Linked DNA regions of Homo sapiens: region 2 is linked to region 1. A link is an interaction called in ENCODE POLR2A ChIA-PET data of the cell type or tissue named here. Cell type or tissue: Panc1. All regions are shown on one strand. Each heading gives the region's core, and the rest is flanking DNA. Links, peaks and the distances in the headings are about the cores only. Region 1 holds the start of TIE1 (tyrosine kinase with immunoglobulin like and EGF like domains 1). Region 2 holds the start of MED8-AS1 (MED8 antisense RNA 1).

Evidence for each region. Peaks named below come from ENCODE experiments on the same cell type or tissue, not always from the same donor. Only the 100,000 strongest peaks of a DNase experiment are listed, where the experiment ranks them.
Region 2: POLR2A ChIA-PET joins it to region 1 with 11 read pairs; 6 of 35 experiments call an interaction of 5 or more read pairs at or near these places.

The regions. Positions count from the first base shown.
Region 1 is chr1:43,300,034-43,308,358 of GRCh38, forward strand. TIE1 (tyrosine kinase with immunoglobulin like and EGF like domains 1) reads left to right here and starts at 949. Exons shown (of 23, transcript NM_005424.5): 1 at 949-1,096; 2 at 4,818-5,132; 3 at 5,200-5,310; 4 at 6,807-6,962; 5 at 7,109-7,240; 6 at 7,399-7,539; 7 at 7,763-7,891. The coding sequence starts at 1,039. RefSeq lists a silencer at 789-888 and an enhancer at 919-1,008. In Panc1, for the core only: no CTCF peak of the experiment used is centred there; no DNase peak of the experiment used is centred there.
Region 2 is chr1:43,378,563-43,386,887 of GRCh38, forward strand. It overlaps MED8 (mediator complex subunit 8), which reads right to left. Exons shown (of 7, transcript NM_201542.5): 4 at 8,296-8,325; 5 at 8,027-8,108; 6 at 7,416-7,664; 7 at 5,355-6,544. The coding sequence ends at 6,480. It overlaps MED8-AS1 (MED8 antisense RNA 1), which reads left to right and starts at 6,487. Exons shown (of 2, transcript XR_001738027.1): 1 at 6,487-6,579; 2 at 6,722-7,164. LOC112268225 (a long non-coding RNA gene) reads left to right here. Exons shown (of 2, transcript XR_007066049.1): 2 at 1-637. In Panc1, for the core only: a CTCF peak has its summit at 5,083; no DNase peak of the experiment used is centred there.

The DNA of each region.
Region 1 (8,325 bases), core at 25-8,024:
GAGGTGAGTCTGGGAGGGAAGCAGAGGCAAGATCCATGGGGCTTTAGAGACTTTGCCAAAGCAGTGCGACTGCTCCCAGGTTGTTGTCAGCCGTCAAGAGTGAGTGCACCTCCCTGGGCAGACTTCTGCTGCCCCAGTGCCCAGGAATAGGCAGGGGTTTGCCGCAAAATGAATGACACCTGGCAGACAATAAGCTGAAGCTTTCATTAGCAGCTTAAGCTGAGGACTATCTATGCAACCGATACTCCCTGTGTGCTCCCCGGGACTGCTTAATGTGAGCCCTTGTGGAGCGATTGGCACCAAGAAAGCAAGGACTAAGTCAGAAGTTCAAGTCCCAGCCTTGCCACAGCCTCAGGGTGCCCTCGAGCACAGCAAGCCTCAGTTTTCCCATCTGTACAATGAGAGAGGTACACAAGGTAGACTCGAAGGCTCTTTGTTGCCAGGGCCCTGTGTTCCTTTGAGTGTATGTGCTTCTCAGGCCCACAGAGGTCCTTTGTGTTTCGTATGTGAACTGCTCTCTAGGAAACCCATGTAACTGTCTGTGTCCTGGGGCACATACATGAGGACTCATGTGGGCCGTATTGTGTGTTTGTGCCGGGGGGAGGGGAGACCCCAGAACAATGTCCCCCACCCCACCCCCCTCCTCAATAGGCGGAAGCCACTGGCTTCCTCCCTTTCCTGCCTCCTGCCTCCTTTGTGCCAGCAAGACTGAGTACTGGAGAGAGACAGGGGATGGGAAAAATCAGTCCAGCTGTCCCCAGGTCTGCCCTTACCATAACCTTCCCCCCACCTCAAGTGACTCCTCCCAGGCCACACCCATCCCCAGCCTTGTGGGGGCCAGATTGGGGGGCCTAGAGGCTCAAAGGCAGAATGAGTCCTCCCACCCCCTACCCTGCCACCCCTCCCACCCAAGCCACCTCATTTCCTCTTCCTCCCCAGCACCGACCCACACTGACCAACACAGGCTGAGCAGTCAGGCCCACAGCATCTGACCCCAGGCCCAGCTCGTCCTGGCTGGCCTGGGTCGGCCTCTGGAGTATGGTCTGGCGGGTGCCCCCTTTCTTGCTCCCCATCCTCTTCTTGGCTTCTCATGTGGGTAAGTCTCCCCTGAGTCCCTCACCCCATTTCTAGGCCCCGAGGCCCTGATTTCTACCCAAGAAACCCTATTTTATCATAGAGACAGAAAGTAGGATGATGGTTGCCATGGGCTGCAGGGAGGAAGAAATGGGGAGTTTTGTTTAAAAGGTACAGCGTTTTTACAAGATTTTTACTTGGTTTTACAAGATTAAAAGAGTTATAAACATGGGGCCGGGTGCGGTGGTTCATACCTGTAATCCCAGCACTTTGGATGGCTGAGATGGGAGGATCAATTGAGGCCAGGAGTTCAAGACCAGACTGGTCAACATAGTGAGACCCCGTCTCCATTGTGTTTAGACTTTCGTCTTTTTCAAAAAAAAAAAAAAAGGATGGATGGTGGTGATGGTGGGACAACACTAGGAATGTATTTAATCACATTGGGTTATATGCTGCTTACAAATGGTTAAGATGGCAAAATTTGCCGGGTGTGGTGGCTCACGCCTGTAATCCCGGCACTTTGGGAGGCCGAGCGGGTGGATCACAGGGTCAGGAGATCGAGACCAGCCTGGCAAACATGGTGAAACCCCATCTCTACTAAAAATACAAAAATTAGCCGGGCGTGGTGGCAGGAGCCTGTAATCCCAGCTACTTGGGAGGCTGAGGCAAGAGAATCGCTTGAATCTGGGAGGCAGAGGTTGCAGTGAGCTGAGATCGCGCCACTGCACTCCAGCCTGGGCGACAGAGCAAGACTCATCTAAAAAGAAAAAAAGATGGTAAAATTTATTTTATATGCATTTCACCACAACAAAAAATTTTGGAAAACAAGCCCTATCATCACTGCCATCACTTTGATCCACTAGAAAGTGAGATCAAGGCCAGGAAAACACAGGCAAGTGCTAGAAATCACTGCAACCTGGGATCAGGGGAGGAGTGAGGAGTAGCCGCTGACTGTGTTGGATCTGAGGATCTGTGGAGGGCCATTTTCAGGGGGTGTTCATAGGGTAATTGTGTTGGATTCACTCAGTTGTTCACTGGACAAACATTTATTGAGCACCAACAATATTCCAGGAGTTGTGCTAAGTGCTGGGCCATTAGTTGAGAGGCTGGCAACACCTAGTCTGTACAATGAGATTAAATGATGCCAGCCTCCTATGGTTGTTATGGGGTTTAAATGAGAAAATGATGCAGAGCAGTTGGCACAGTGCACTGTGCTTGGTAAGGATTTCTGAGTAGGTGGCAGCTGATTCCTTCAGTCTGCTGGTCAGCCGATTAGAACACAGAGGCTGCCTTTGAGTGGTTCATGGTCTAGTGCAGAACACAGGACAGGGGAAGAGGGCTAAACAGGGACAGACACAGGAGCTCTAGAGGAGCACTGAGGAGGAGTTCAGCTTACACTGCCTCAGGTAGGAGACAAAAAGGGAATCAAGGAAGATTTCACTAAGAGGGGTGGTCTTCATTCCAGGCAGCCAGAACATAAAAAATGCAAGTCTCAGAGGCATGGAGGTGCATGGGAGAGAAGGTGCCTGTTAGGAACACAACAGGAGGGATAGCGTGGGAGCATCACGGGGCTTAGGAGCACGAACATTATCCTGAGGGCAATAGGGAGCCATGGGAGGTCACAGGCAAGAAAGTCACAAGGTCAGGTTTGGTCTTAGATCACCGTGGAGGATGAGTTGCAGAAGGAGGGGCTGTGGCTGTTGGGATGGTCTAGGTGAGTAAGGATGAGGGCTGAACAAAGGCAGGCTGGGGGGGTGGGGATGAAGTCAAGAAGCGTTCAGGAAACAATGTGCAGAATTCTATGACTGATGAGGCAGGCAGCACAGTGCTCAGAGATGTGGACTTTAGAATCAGACAACCTGGCCCTGCCACTCACTAATTGTATGACCTTGGGCAAGTTACTTAACTTCTCTGAGCCTCCCTTTCCTGGCTATAAAACAGGGATAATAACATCCACCTCCCAGGATAGCTGGGATGGTAAAATGAAACAATATCAGTAAAGTGCCTGGTGCATAACTGGCAGCCAATAAACATTCATTATTATGACAATGGGAGTAGAGATGACTCCATAGTTTGTGTCTCAAGTGGCGGGTGCTGTCCAGTGAGTCAGGGAGCACTGGAGAGGAGCAGATTTGGGAAAAGCTGATGGAAATGCAGGTCCAAGCTGAAAGACCGTTCCCGAGTTACTGACTCAGAGGTGATGGTTAAAACTGGGGGAGTGGGCGAGCTTGCTCAAAGAAGCCAGTAGAATAATTACCATGATCCTCCTCTGTAACTGGAAAGAATATCCACTTCACTGGTTGTGAGGATCCAGTGGAAAATGGGGGTTGGTATGTGGTGGGCGGTCAGTAAATGCCAGCTTCGTTTGCTCATGGTAGCCTTTCAAACACTGATAAGCTAGGTGGCATTTAAACTAATGAACTGCTTGACAGTCAGCTACAAGAGACAGAGAAGGAAGGGCTTGGCTGGTGGAGGGGTTCTGGGTCCTGGAGCTAAGGCAGGCTCGCAGGCTCTCCACCGTCCAGACTGGACTCTGACTCCACCTGATCTCTCCTGCCTCAGCCTCACATTTTGTACTCCAGTCACACAAACCTGGAGAGCCCCCTCCACCTGCCACAATATTGCCACTGCAGGCCTCTGTCCAGGCTGTTCCCTCTGTCTAGGATGCCCTCTCCCTGCCCCTGATTTCTCTCCCTCCCCATTGTCCTCACGCCAATGTGCCCTGCTCCAACTGTACCTCCCAGGAAGCATCTCTTCATCTCCCTGAGCTCCCCCAGGCTGGAGCAGGGGTCCCTTCTCTGTGCTCAAAAGCACAGCGCCCTACATTTGGCAGCTGTGTTCATGCCTGTTCCTCCAACTAGGGCGTGAGCTCTTTGGAAGGCAAACAAAGACCAAGACCTACCTCGTGTCTGTGTCTGTCTGGGCTCCAGGCCTTGCCCTGGGGCTGCCCTCCCTGGCTCTGGGCCCAGCCCCAAGCTTAGCTCCATTTCTTTTTGTTTTTCTTTTTCTGGAGAATGGGGTCTTGCTATGTTGCCCTGGCTGATCTCAAACTCCTGTGCTCAAAGGATCCTCCCACCTCTGCCTCCTTAAGTGCTGGGATTCCAGGCGTGAGCCACCGCACCCAGCCCTAGCTCCATTTCTGTGCCACAACCTTCTGGCTGCAAAACTCAGCCTCTCCCACCTCAAATCCCAGCCCACCAGACATTTCTAGATCTCCATAGTGACAGAGAGGGGGACCCATGGGACACTTCTGTTCTGGCTGGCTCTCCTGGCCTGCACTCTCGTGGTGGAGGCAGGGAGAAGTGGCTCACAGCAACCTTTGCAGGGCAGTTTTAGAGACGAGTGGGGAAACAGGACTGATAGAAATAAAGTGAGGAAACGGAGACAGGGAGCATAGATCATTCTTTCCGAAAGCTGGGGCGAAAGGGAAGCCATCTGGCAGGAGAAGGGAGGGGACACGGCCAGAGAAGGATTCGTGGTTTTGTTTTTGTTCTTTTAGAATGAAGAGACTTGAGGGAAAGAGGCCAGTGCGCATGGAAGGGGAAAGGAGGGGGATGGGAATGCCTGATAAAGTGAGGCCTGTGGGGTCTGAAGAACCGGGCAGGGGAAGGAAGAGGGGTGAAGGTTGGAGACCCTCTTCTGAGTGGACGGTGGATCAGTAAGACCAGAGGGCTGGGGCTGGGGGCTCTGGGGCACTAGGGTTGGCTGGGACTACAATAGAGTCACTGGTGTCCTGGCCCCAGGCGCGGCGGTGGACCTGACGCTGCTGGCCAACCTGCGGCTCACGGACCCCCAGCGCTTCTTCCTGACTTGCGTGTCTGGGGAGGCCGGGGCGGGGAGGGGCTCGGACGCCTGGGGCCCGCCCCTGCTGCTGGAGAAGGACGACCGTATCGTGCGCACCCCGCCCGGGCCACCCCTGCGCCTGGCGCGCAACGGTTCGCACCAGGTCACGCTTCGCGGCTTCTCCAAGCCCTCGGACCTCGTGGGCGTCTTCTCCTGCGTGGGCGGTGCTGGGGCGCGGCGCACGCGCGTCATCTACGTGCACAACAGCCCTGGAGGTGAGTTAGGCAGGCGGGGGGATGGCGCGGGGAAAACCAGGCCGCTGACCCACCTTCCACCCCGCAGCCCACCTGCTTCCAGACAAGGTCACACACACTGTGAACAAAGGTGACACCGCTGTACTTTCTGCACGTGTGCACAAGGAGAAGCAGACAGACGTGATCTGGAAGAGCAACGGTAAAGAGGGGCATTTGAACTGGTGGGGAGGGTAGACCCATCGTTCTGAGGCCCCAACACTTTCATGACCCATGGGACCCTCAGCTTTGGCCCCTGACACACCCGACCTCCAGGGCCTCTCCTCTGTAGTGGACCAGGTCCCATGGGATGTGCCTGCACCCATCTTATCTGTAGTTCTGAGCTGCCTTCCTTCTGTACACAGAGGGCCAGGAGCCTGTGGTCAGCTGCCCCTTCCCTCTTAGCCCCAAATGAGCACGATGTTAAACCCTCATCTCTCCCCTGGGAGTTAGCAGGTGCTGTCACATAGCCCACCTGGCAGACCGCATCAGTCCCCCTGAGGAGGAAGAGAACTGGTAACATCATGCCCAACACAGGCAGGGCAGAGTCTAGCCTCTCCCAAAGATCTGTCCAGCCCAGATCCTTGATGCCCAAGACAGCCTCATGCTGAGGCCTGGGTAGACCCGTGGGATCTCAGTCCCAGGCCTGTCCTCCACCCTGACCCTTTGGCCACCCCATAGAAGGAAGCTGTTTTCCTATGTGGCCCCAAGATTCCTGCCTCAGTCCTCAGATTCACAACCCCTTGGCTGACTCTTGCATACCTGGGCTCCTGAGGGAGGAAGACCCTTCCCTTTGGCCAAGGGGGCTGCCTCCTGAGCTCTGGACCCCGTGAATTGACAGGAAATGTGAAGAGGCACAGGCAGACCTGGGTCTCTAGGCTCTCTGTTCAGCCCTGAGCAAAGAGGCAAGAAGCGGGTGGGGCAGCGACTGGAGCACTCTTCTAAGAGGGAGAGGCTCAGGGGAGAGACCCTAGAGTAGATGGCACTTGAATTGTGCTCAGAGGAGAAGTGGGAAGACAAAGAAGGCAGAAAAGGAAGGAAGGGCCTTCCAGGAGGAGGGACTGAGAAGAGCAGTAGGGTCTGAAACACAAGGGTGTTTCTAGAAGAGAAACAATCCATTCAGGAATTCAGGAATGTTAGGAGTCAAGAAGGGTGTGAAGACGAATGGGGCTGGATGGCTTGGCCACGGCCAAGTTGGTGAAAATGATGTCTAAGGAGCTGGATTTTTGTCCTGAGGTCACTGGAGAACCAGGAGAGTTTCAGCAGAGGAGTTAGAGAGGAGTCTGTTGTAAAAAATCACCCTGGCTGCTGGGTGGAGGAGGGACAAGAAAGGGTGACACTGGAGGCAGAGGAGCCTTGTGAGGCCCCTGGAGGCTAGGACCAGGGCAGTGGCAGTGGGTGTGGGGAGAAGCGGACTGGGTTAGGGGATGAGGAGGAGATGGACTGAGCAGGACTTGGTGATTTACTGGGTGGCTGGTGGAGCATGAAGAAGAGGGCACTTCTGAGCTTTCTGGCGTGGGCATAGGCTCTCGTGGTGCCGGCCCTAGGTCTCATCACTGTGCATGGGGCTCATTGATGTGAGCTGAGCAGAGGTGGACAGAGAGAGGTGACACAGCCCTCATGTAGTGCTGAGGCCCCTGACACATTCATGTCCCCCAGGATCCTACTTCTACACCCTGGACTGGCATGAAGCCCAGGATGGGCGGTTCCTGCTGCAGCTCCCAAATGTGCAGCCACCATCGAGCGGCATCTACAGTGCCACTTACCTGGAAGCCAGCCCCCTGGGCAGCGCCTTCTTTCGGCTCATCGTGCGGGGTCAGAGGCAGAGGGCAGAGGTTGTGGGTAGGGTGGGAGGCTGGGAGCCCTATGGGTACTTCCTGTGGGTCCCCTGGAGCCCCTGGATCTCCAGTCCTCAGTGGTCAGGTGGGTGAGGGTCAGCTGCTGAAGACACCTTCCTCCAGGTTGTGGGGCTGGGCGCTGGGGGCCAGGCTGTACCAAGGAGTGCCCAGGTTGCCTACATGGAGGTGTCTGCCACGACCATGACGGCGAATGTGTATGCCCCCCTGGCTTCACTGGCACCCGCTGTGAACAGGGTAAGGAGGAGGGGAGCTAGGACCCAGGCAGGAGAGGATCCCTGACTGGGAGAAGACCCTAGAACCATGTGGGTGGAGCTTGGAGGGTAAGGGCGACAGGCAGGTCCTGGGCCCAGGGGCCCACAGAGGCCCATACACCCCACACACTCTCTTTCTAGCCTGCAGAGAGGGCCGTTTTGGGCAGAGCTGCCAGGAGCAGTGCCCAGGCATATCAGGCTGCCGGGGCCTCACCTTCTGCCTCCCAGACCCCTATGGCTGCTCTTGTGGATCTGGCTGGAGAGGAAGCCAGTGCCAAGAAGGTATGCCTAACCTACCCTCATGGTCCCTGACCAAGACAGCTGGCCAGGAGCTTGACCCGGACCCTCCACTCTGCCTCTGACTTACGCAGCAAGCCCTCCTGCTCACTTGACCAGTCCTTCTATCCTCAGCCTGTTGTATAACCTGTGCCCCATCTGCGCCCTCATCTGTGCCCTCATTGCCCCCTGTCCCATGCCCCTCTAATCATACCTCCTCTATTCCCAGCTTGTGCCCCTGGTCATTTTGGGGCTGATTGCCGACTCCAGTGCCAGTGTCAGAATGGTGGCACTTGTGACCGGTTCAGTGGTTGTGTCTGCCCCTCTGGGTGGCATGGAGTGCACTGTGAGAAGTCAGGTATAAGCACTATGACCTCTGAGAGCCCCCCAAGATAAGTCGGCCTTTACCAAACACATCTCCCCGGTGGAAGAGAGTAGTCCCTCCTTTCCCTACGAGGGTCCAAGTCCTGCCCTCAGGGAGCTTAGAGTCTGATGGACAGGGAGCTCTGGCAGGGAGTCAGTCTGGTAGGGAGTCAGTCCAGCAGGGAGCCAGTCCAGCAAGGAGCTCACTGCCAGCCAGCCATAGTGGAAAGGGCAGCAGCCCAGAGAATGTGGGAGCCCAGAGGATGCCCCTGGGCAGACTGAGCAGGTCAGAGAAGGGTCTGGAAGCAGGTGTGATCTGAGATTAGATATGAAGGACAAAAGAGAGATAACTGAGGAAAGAACAAGAGCAAAGACCCAGGGATTGGGGACTCAGGTTTGGGTGCCAGGACAGTGGAGTAGGGGACCCAG
Region 2 (8,325 bases), core at 14-8,013, 79 kb after region 1:
TAGGGCAGTGTTCCATGCAGAGGGAACAGTGGGAATAAAGGAATGGAGGTTTGAAAGAGCTGTCACATTCAGGAAACTGCAAGCAATGTTGATGGCTTGGGAATTGAGTGGGTGGCATGACAATAAGAAGGAGGCAGGGGGCTGCATCACACAGAATCTTACTTGCCTTTCCAGAAAATCTGAGCTATTTTTTAAGTTTTTCCAATGAAGTAAATGTAATGGCCAAAAAGAGTAAATAAATATCCCTAGGGAATCTGGTGGCTTAGTCTGAAGCTGTTCAGACTAGTAGGAATTCTTTGAAGACTATTTTTTCTTAATAATGCATGCATGCTGGCTGGGTGTGGTGGCTCATGCCTATAATCCCAGCATGTTGGGAGGCTGAGGCAGGAGGATCACTTGAGCTCAGGAGTTTGAGACCAGCTTGGGCAATGTGGCAAAAGCAATCTCTACCAAAAATTAAAAAATTAGCCTGGTATGGTGGCGCACGCCTGTAGTCACAGCCACTTGGGGGCTGAGGTGGGAGGATCACTTGAGCTGGGAGATGGAGGTTGCAGTGAGCCAAGATCGCACCACTGCACTCTAACCTGTATGACGCAGTGAGACCGTGTCTCAAAATAAAATAATAATGCATGCTAAATGTGTGTTCTCTGTTTTAAATTACTCTTAAGTAAAATGAACATTCCAGGATGATTTTACCTTGTAATTTTCAGTATGCCTGGCACACCCACCCCTACCAACCCACCCACCAGGTATGTTGTCCATATGCCCCCATCTCTACCAAAAATACAAAAATTAGCCAGGTATGGTAGCGAGTGTCTGTAGTCCCAGCTACTTGGGAGGCTGAAGTGGGAGGATCGCTTGAGCCTGAGAGGCGGAGGTTGCAGTGAGCCAAGATCGCGCCACTGCACTCTAGTCTGGGTAACAGTGAGACAGACCATGTCTCAAAATAATAAAATAACAATACATGTTAAATGTGTATTCTGTTTTAAATTACCCTTAAAATGAACATTCCAGGAAGATTTTATCTTGTGATTTTCAGTATGTCTGGCACACCCACCCTACATGGGGAGTAAACTATCAAAAGGCTTTTAATCAACGGAATAATGTGATCAGATCTGCAGTTCAGAAAGACCTATCTGGCAGCCTTTTGGAAGACAAGTTAAAGTGGGCAGGACTGGAGATAAAGGATTTTAATCAGGGGAGTAATGTGATCAGATCTGCAATTTAGAAAGACCTATCTGTAGCCTTTTGGAAGATGAGTTAGAGTGGGCATGGCTAGAGATATGGAGTCTGAACAATACTTTTAGTAAGAGAGGCCTAGAGCCTAAACTGTAGGACAGGGTGGATGGACACTGGGGAGACAGAATTGGTAGGATTTAGTATCTGATTAGGTATGAGGGGGTTGGGGACCCAGAGGGAGAATAATTTAGAATGGTTTCCATATTCCTGGCTTAGAAGAGAAACAGGTGTGTAGGCTAGAATAACTGGATTTGGACATTCAACCAGCTGTGGATCATACAGGTAGAGATATCCATCAGGAATCTGCAGCTCAGCAAAGAGGTCTGAGCTGAAAATAAAACTCGCTTAAATTATGCACATAAAAGTGGTGGTCACAGAAAGCAGGTAGAAGAAGAAGAAAAGGGGGTTAAGGACAAGTCCTAGAGAATAACATTTAAGAAGCAGGAAGAAGTATAAAAGTCCAAAAGCTGCAGAGAAGGAATGGCCAGAGAGGAGGATGAACAAGGAGAGCATGTGCCATAGAAGCCATGGGGGAGAAAGAGACTAAAGGAAATGGTCAGCATTAAATGCTGCAGATACATTACTATGAGGATTGAAAAAACTCTGGATTTAGCCATTAGGTCAACAGTGATCTCTGAGTTTCTGAGGAGTGGTGGAAGTAGAAGCCCAAACACAGGGGTTGAAAAGTGAATGGGAGGTAAAAGAAACAGTGATTCTAAGCACTTTGTTTCAAGAGCATGGCGCGAGTGAGTCAGTGAGAGGGGATGTAGGGTTAAGAAGGATCTTTTAACATGGAAGAGACACTAAAATGGCACTATCTAAGGCCATGAAATGTAGCCCAGAGAAACTGGCAAAAAGAATGAAGGATAGACTGGGTGTGGTGGCTCACACCTGTAATCCCAGCACTTTGGGAGGCTGAGGTGGGAGGATCGCTTGAGCTCAGGAGTTTGAGACCAGCCAGGGCAACATAGAGACCCTGTCTCCATTAAAAATAATAATAATTTAAAAATTAGCTGGGCATGGTGGCACATGCCTGTGGTCCCAGCTACTTGGGAGGCTGAGAGGTGGGAGGATCACTTGAGCCTAGAGGACCACCTGAGTTGCAGGATCACAGTGAGAGGTGATTGTGCCACTGCACTCAAGCCTGGATGACAGAGTGAGACCCTGTCTCAAAAAAAAAAAAAAAAATGAACAAAGGATATCTACGTAGGGAATGTGGGCAAGAAAAGATGAAGAATCAAAATGACCACAAACTAGGGAAATTAGGGTGAGAATTAGGGAAAGCAGTGGAATGGCAGAGAAAACATAGGAAGACGAGCATCCCAAGGCACTTATATTTGATTCAGTAGGAAAGGTTATCTTCATGTGGAAGAAGTATAATTTATTGCCTATACTGGAGGAGTCTCTTTGGTACATGTATCTTGCCCAAGGAGAGAGAGATGTGTGAGGGGGAGGGCGACTTCTAACACACAAGGTATGTCAGAACTTGTAACTTGTGATAACTTTGTGGTAACTTACCATCTCTTTGATGAATCTTCACTTAGAGAAAGATGTTTTAGAAAACAGTTTCAAGGTTGTGGTCTACAAGGGTGTTGGTATGTTAAGGTGTAGGTGACAGCGAGGGAACTTCAGGAACAGTTTATAGGAGTCTGAGGGACTTGGGGGCTTATCTAGGAAAATTTTGGCCTATTTATGTAACAGTCATGCACCAAGGAAAACAAAACAAAACAAAATGCCTGGGGATAAATGGGTTTGAAAATCATTGCCACAGACTTTAGACCTAAAAAGGATCACTGGGATCACCAAGTGAGAAAACTGAGGCTTAGGGAAGTGAGATGCCTTGTCCACGATGTACTTAGGGAAGCTGCCATGTCCAAATGGCATGTGACTCATTGAGAGACCACAACAGGAACCCAAGAGCTGCCTCAGTGACACATGGAGCTCAAAAAAAAAGAGAAGTTAAAGGGAAGAAGAAAGGAACTTTGTCTTGTGGGACAAAACACATGCTGAAGTGATGGGGCACCATGGTCCCATCAGATGCGTTGGAGTTTGCCTTCTGTTCCAATCATAAAGCCCCATCTGCACAGTGGCAAGCCCTTTCCAAGGGTTAGTCCCCATGTGTTTGAGGTTTCCAGGCAAGAGCCACATCGAGCCTCCATAAGCAGGCACTGTGAACCCTCAAGACTGAACAGAAAAGGACCACATCCCCTGTTCCTACTCCTGGCCCAATGCTAAACTTCAGTAGGCTATTCCCCTAATTCTGGAGCAGATAGGAAAGGCAGATGGAAGAGAATGTACACTCCTTCGTAGTTCATCTGGACAGTAATCAGGAGCTGACCCAGGGTGGGCGTTTGGAAGGACTCAGCCTCCGTCCTGCCTGGTGCTGGGATCAGCTTACACAGCTCCTGTGTCCACAGGGCACAGAGAATACATTGTCCATAAGGAGGATTATTCTGTACAAGAAGCTCAGACAAAGGGAGAGGTTGTTTCCAGCTGCCTGGGGGAGGTGAGAGGGGGGTGGGAAAAGGGACCAGCCTTGCACTGGGGCATTCCTGCAGAGTTCAGCTTCTTCTCTGTGGCAGCACAACAGGAGGTGGGCAATTACACCCCCTCCAGCTCAATCCTAATGCTGGGACCCATTATGGAGTTCTAAGGAGCACTTGGCTACAACCTATCTATCTTGGCTGTTTCCCAAAAAACGACAGGGTTGAATGAGGTACACCAGCTAAGTAGGGCAGCAATAAACACCAGAAGGGGAACAGAATGGGGTGACTGGCACAATGAGCAAAAGAGAGGTTCAGCAATGACTGAATCCCAGGCTCAGGGCAGAGCTGGAGAGGGAGAGATCCTAGGCAATGGGCCTTATGCTGACATTGATTGGATAAGCTTCCGCCTTCAGCAGGATGAACTCTGTCCTGTAGTAAGCTCTTGACGTTTCACAGCTGCTGCTTCTTTCTCCATCCTAGACACAAACCTAGGAGACAATGGCCTAATCTCTTTCTCCAGGGGACCCAAGAATAGGAGAAAGCACGATCTCCAAGCAAAACAGGACAGTCAAAAACAGAGGAATGTTACCAGAGTAGGCCAATAGTCACCTTTTGCAAATCCTAAATCTGAGCCAGTAAATAGGTCATGTCCCCTTCTTCAAAGGAAAACTGTATATGTATTCCCTCCTGAGGGAATGAGTATGTTAGGGGTGGGAGATACATACTCTCTATTGAGGCATTTAATAGGCTGTATGGACCCCAAAGTGGGAGACACTACTGAGATTTGTGTACTCCAGATGATTTGAGGATGGGGGATAAAAACGACAGCATGTGCTCCTACGGTGATGAATGTAGAGGAGTCCCTCTAGAGGAAGGAGTGTTTGCTTAGGGGAACAAGATGTAGGTGACATCCTGCATATGTTCCTGTTGGGGCAAGAGGATATTTCCATTCTTGGATGACAAGGAATCCATTTTAATAGTATGGTGGGGATGAAGTCAGTATTTGCCTGGGACACAAAAAAACTTGGGGTTGGTGCCATTCAATAGGAGGGAATCTTTTGGTGGAGTAAAGGACAATAGTCACCAAAAGATGCTCCAGGAATTTCAGAGAAGCACAGCTCAAACTCTACCCAATATGCCAGTTAATACTGACATTTCCAGTGGGAAGGGAAGAGGTGAGAAGATAACACCTGAGTGGGCTGATGAGCCGGAACAGTTTAAGTGGGGGAAAGGTCTGGCATTGCCTTAGAGCTGGTGACCAGACTCCCCTACTGCTATGTATTGTGGTCAGTGAGCTTTGTGGATACCATTCCTCACCTTGATGGAATGGTAACAGATGTGACATCTGGGACCACTTTTCCAGTCCTTTGCTGCCACAGCCTGGCAGAACTTTGTTTGGCACTGAACAAATGCCAAAGTACCAGTGTGTGACAGAACAGAAAAAAGGCAGCTGGAAGGTATGAGCAGGAGGGAAGTTTCAGGATTTTTAGATCAAAGCTAATTAAAGATACGGAAACTTTTTTATGGAGAACAAATTAGAACTGCCTTGCAGCACTCTTGAAACTGCCCCTCTGATCCCTATGTAGTGCTCTCATAAATTACTGTCAGACAACCCTGAGCCAGTGAACATCAATTTAAATAACTTTATTCAGAGGAATCCTTTGGTCCACTTCTGCTGACTCAACCCCTGCCCATGCCAACAAAGGAGTACTAAGAAAGGCAGGTTAGCCTGAATGTCTAAATTCAATTTGTTCAACTTTATAAAAGCAGGCAAAGCTACTGGGGGTTGCCCCCTCCCACCATCATTCTGGTCCACCATTTGGGCCACAGGCTTAGGGAAATGAAGGAAAGTCGTTTTCTTTGAAGGAAATCCTGGCCAAAGTCGAGAAAGTGGGCACCATTATGAGGTCAACTAAACCCTGATGGCAGTGTGAAGTGCAATTCCCTTCTCCCTCCAAAATAAGAAACATGAATCCAGGGGAAGGGGCTTTTTCGTGTGCTAAGGAAAAACCCTTTCCCACATAGTCCTGCCTGGCAGAGCCACTTCCTGAGAAAGCCTCGTGTGTATAAGGTGGGGTAAAGGATAGGGGACTTTATGACTATTTGACAGGTAAAAGCCAAGTTGGCTCCTTAGAGGATGGAAAGGAGAGCAGGCCCAAGCTTCACCAGAGCTGCAGGTGGGCATTTTTTTTTCCTTCCTGGCCCAGAAGCTTCTTCACCTTGCGCCTTAGAGGGATAGCCAGAATGAAACCCAGGCAGGAGGGCCTGCAAAAACAGTGTGCCTCTAAGAACACAGAGGTTGCTACAGTTTCTGGCAGCACAAAATAAGCATAGCCTTATTTGATCTTGTGTCCATCAGCTCACCATTGACGTGAGGCAGTATCAGATTAGGGTAAGTTCTGGATCAAGGACTGTGGAGGGTGGTGGGGAGAAGGATCTGTAGAAACTATCATTTATTGAATACCCATTATTTCATATACTGTACTAAGTGCTTTACATTCATTTCCTCATTTTAATCCTCACAACAACCCTATGAGGTAGGTATTATCACCATTTACAAATGAGAAACAGGCTCAGAAAAATTAGGTCACTTGTCCAAGGTCACACAGCTAGTCAGTGGTGGAAGTGGGATTTGTCTGCTGCTGAAAGCCCATGTTCTTTTTATTGTACCCATCTAGGTGAGCCTTGAGCAAAAGGTAATTTCACTGCCCAACTCTGCAAAGAGCACCAGGGAGTCGAGGTTGCCAGCCACACTCACCGCTGGTAGGGATGCATGGAAGCCGACTTGATGTTGGTTTTTATTCCACTTGGCATTTTCCCTGAAAGGAACATTAAAAAAGTCATCTTAAGCAAGGTAAGACTTTCATGACAAATCAGAAATGTGGTACCTCAGGTTCCCTCTGTCACTTCCTTTATCATCTCAGAACCTCTGCGGCATCTGACCCTGTTTGACAGAGGTCAGAAGTATGATTCTTCACCCAGCTGTCTCCCTGAAGGTGTCCAGGAGGAAAGAAGTGACATGGGAGAATAGTCTGTTCATCCACTCCTAGAACAGATAGCTAAACCTGTGTGACTCCCATTTAACGTCACAGGTAAAAGAGTACTATGTTCTCTCATTGTTTTTCTTTTTTTATATCATAATAAGTGCAGAATCTCTCTTTAATTGTCCCTTTTCCTAGACAGCTTGGAGGAAATAACTCTTCTAGCTGCCTGCATCTAGACTGTTCTAAAAATGAGTAGGAGAGAAGGCAGGAAGCCAAGAGCAAGAGAGGCAGGATACAGAGAAAAGAATACATGTAGGACTGGAAAACTGGCCTGCGTGTCAATTCCTGATGCACCTACCAAATGGTCTTAAGATCTGACTGCTGATTTCTCTACCTAACAAGAGACACTGACAACATATCTAATACCAGAATAAATGGGATAGAAGGATAGTTGACACAGAGATGTGAGATGCGGATGAGAAATTGGAGCAGTTTCTGTTACTCAAAGTTCTTCCTCACTCTCTGGTGCCTGTTGCAGAGTCTCAGATGAGATTTTTTTACTTCTGAAAATTATTTCCTGGGTCACAGTGAAAAGGAGAAATAGAGAAAACCTCTAGGTCTAGAGATGCTGGAGGCCCAGATAATCTAGCTTATTCCCTCCCACTCCTGCTCAAAGTCAGCTTCATTTCAACCCCTGCCACCTTACCTGGTTGACCTGCCTGAGCCATTTGTACCCCACTGAGCATTGGCTGCTGCTGGCTTGGAGCTCCTGCCATCTGCACCTGCTGTAATCCTGAGGTTCCTGCAAGGATCGTCCCAGCTCCTGGCTGGCCTGCCTGGCCAGGACCACTGCTGCCTGAAGGTCTCCAATTAGATAGTCCTTTCCCAAAGGCAACAGCTGCCACCAAGGCATTAGTGTCTGTAGGGTTAAAGGTCTGCTTGTTCGGCCGGAGACCTGAAGAAAAAGTAATGGGGATCCTGAAGTATGCTTCTGATGCAGGACTGAACGTGGCAGCTGGAAGACCAGTATGAGTGCCAGGGTTTGGAGTTCTGAATTCAGCAACATCTAGACTCCCTCACAGCCCAGAAAAAGAGCCAGAGGACCCCCAAGCCTATCTCAGAATTCTCTCTTCTTACTTTGCCCATTTCCTCCACTGCTTCAGTGCTGGCCTTAAATACAAAAGGCTAACAGAATGGATACAAACCCCAAAGCAGTTCACCCTTGTGTCCTAACTTCACTACTTCCAAAACAACCATTCCCATTCCAGTGATCTTATATACCTCTCCTTCTCTGTTTAGCCACCAGTCCCATCATACCTCCACTCTCTGATTCTCGCTCCTCTTTGCTGATTTTCTCCAGAAGGTTTGAACACATTTTATTCAAGCTCTGGATCTGCTTCTGTAACACACAAATTTGTGCAGAGATTAGGGTAACTAGGAAACGATATGGAGAAATTTATTCCTTGGGTTCTGCCAGAAGCAACTTAGGCGCAACCAACTATGTATCCCTACTAGACAGGAATGGTAATGCCTAGCTTCTCATGATGGGATGGGGATGGGGCAGCAAGGCAGTGACTCAGTCCAACCTGGGCTGCATCTGCACCAATGCGGGCAGC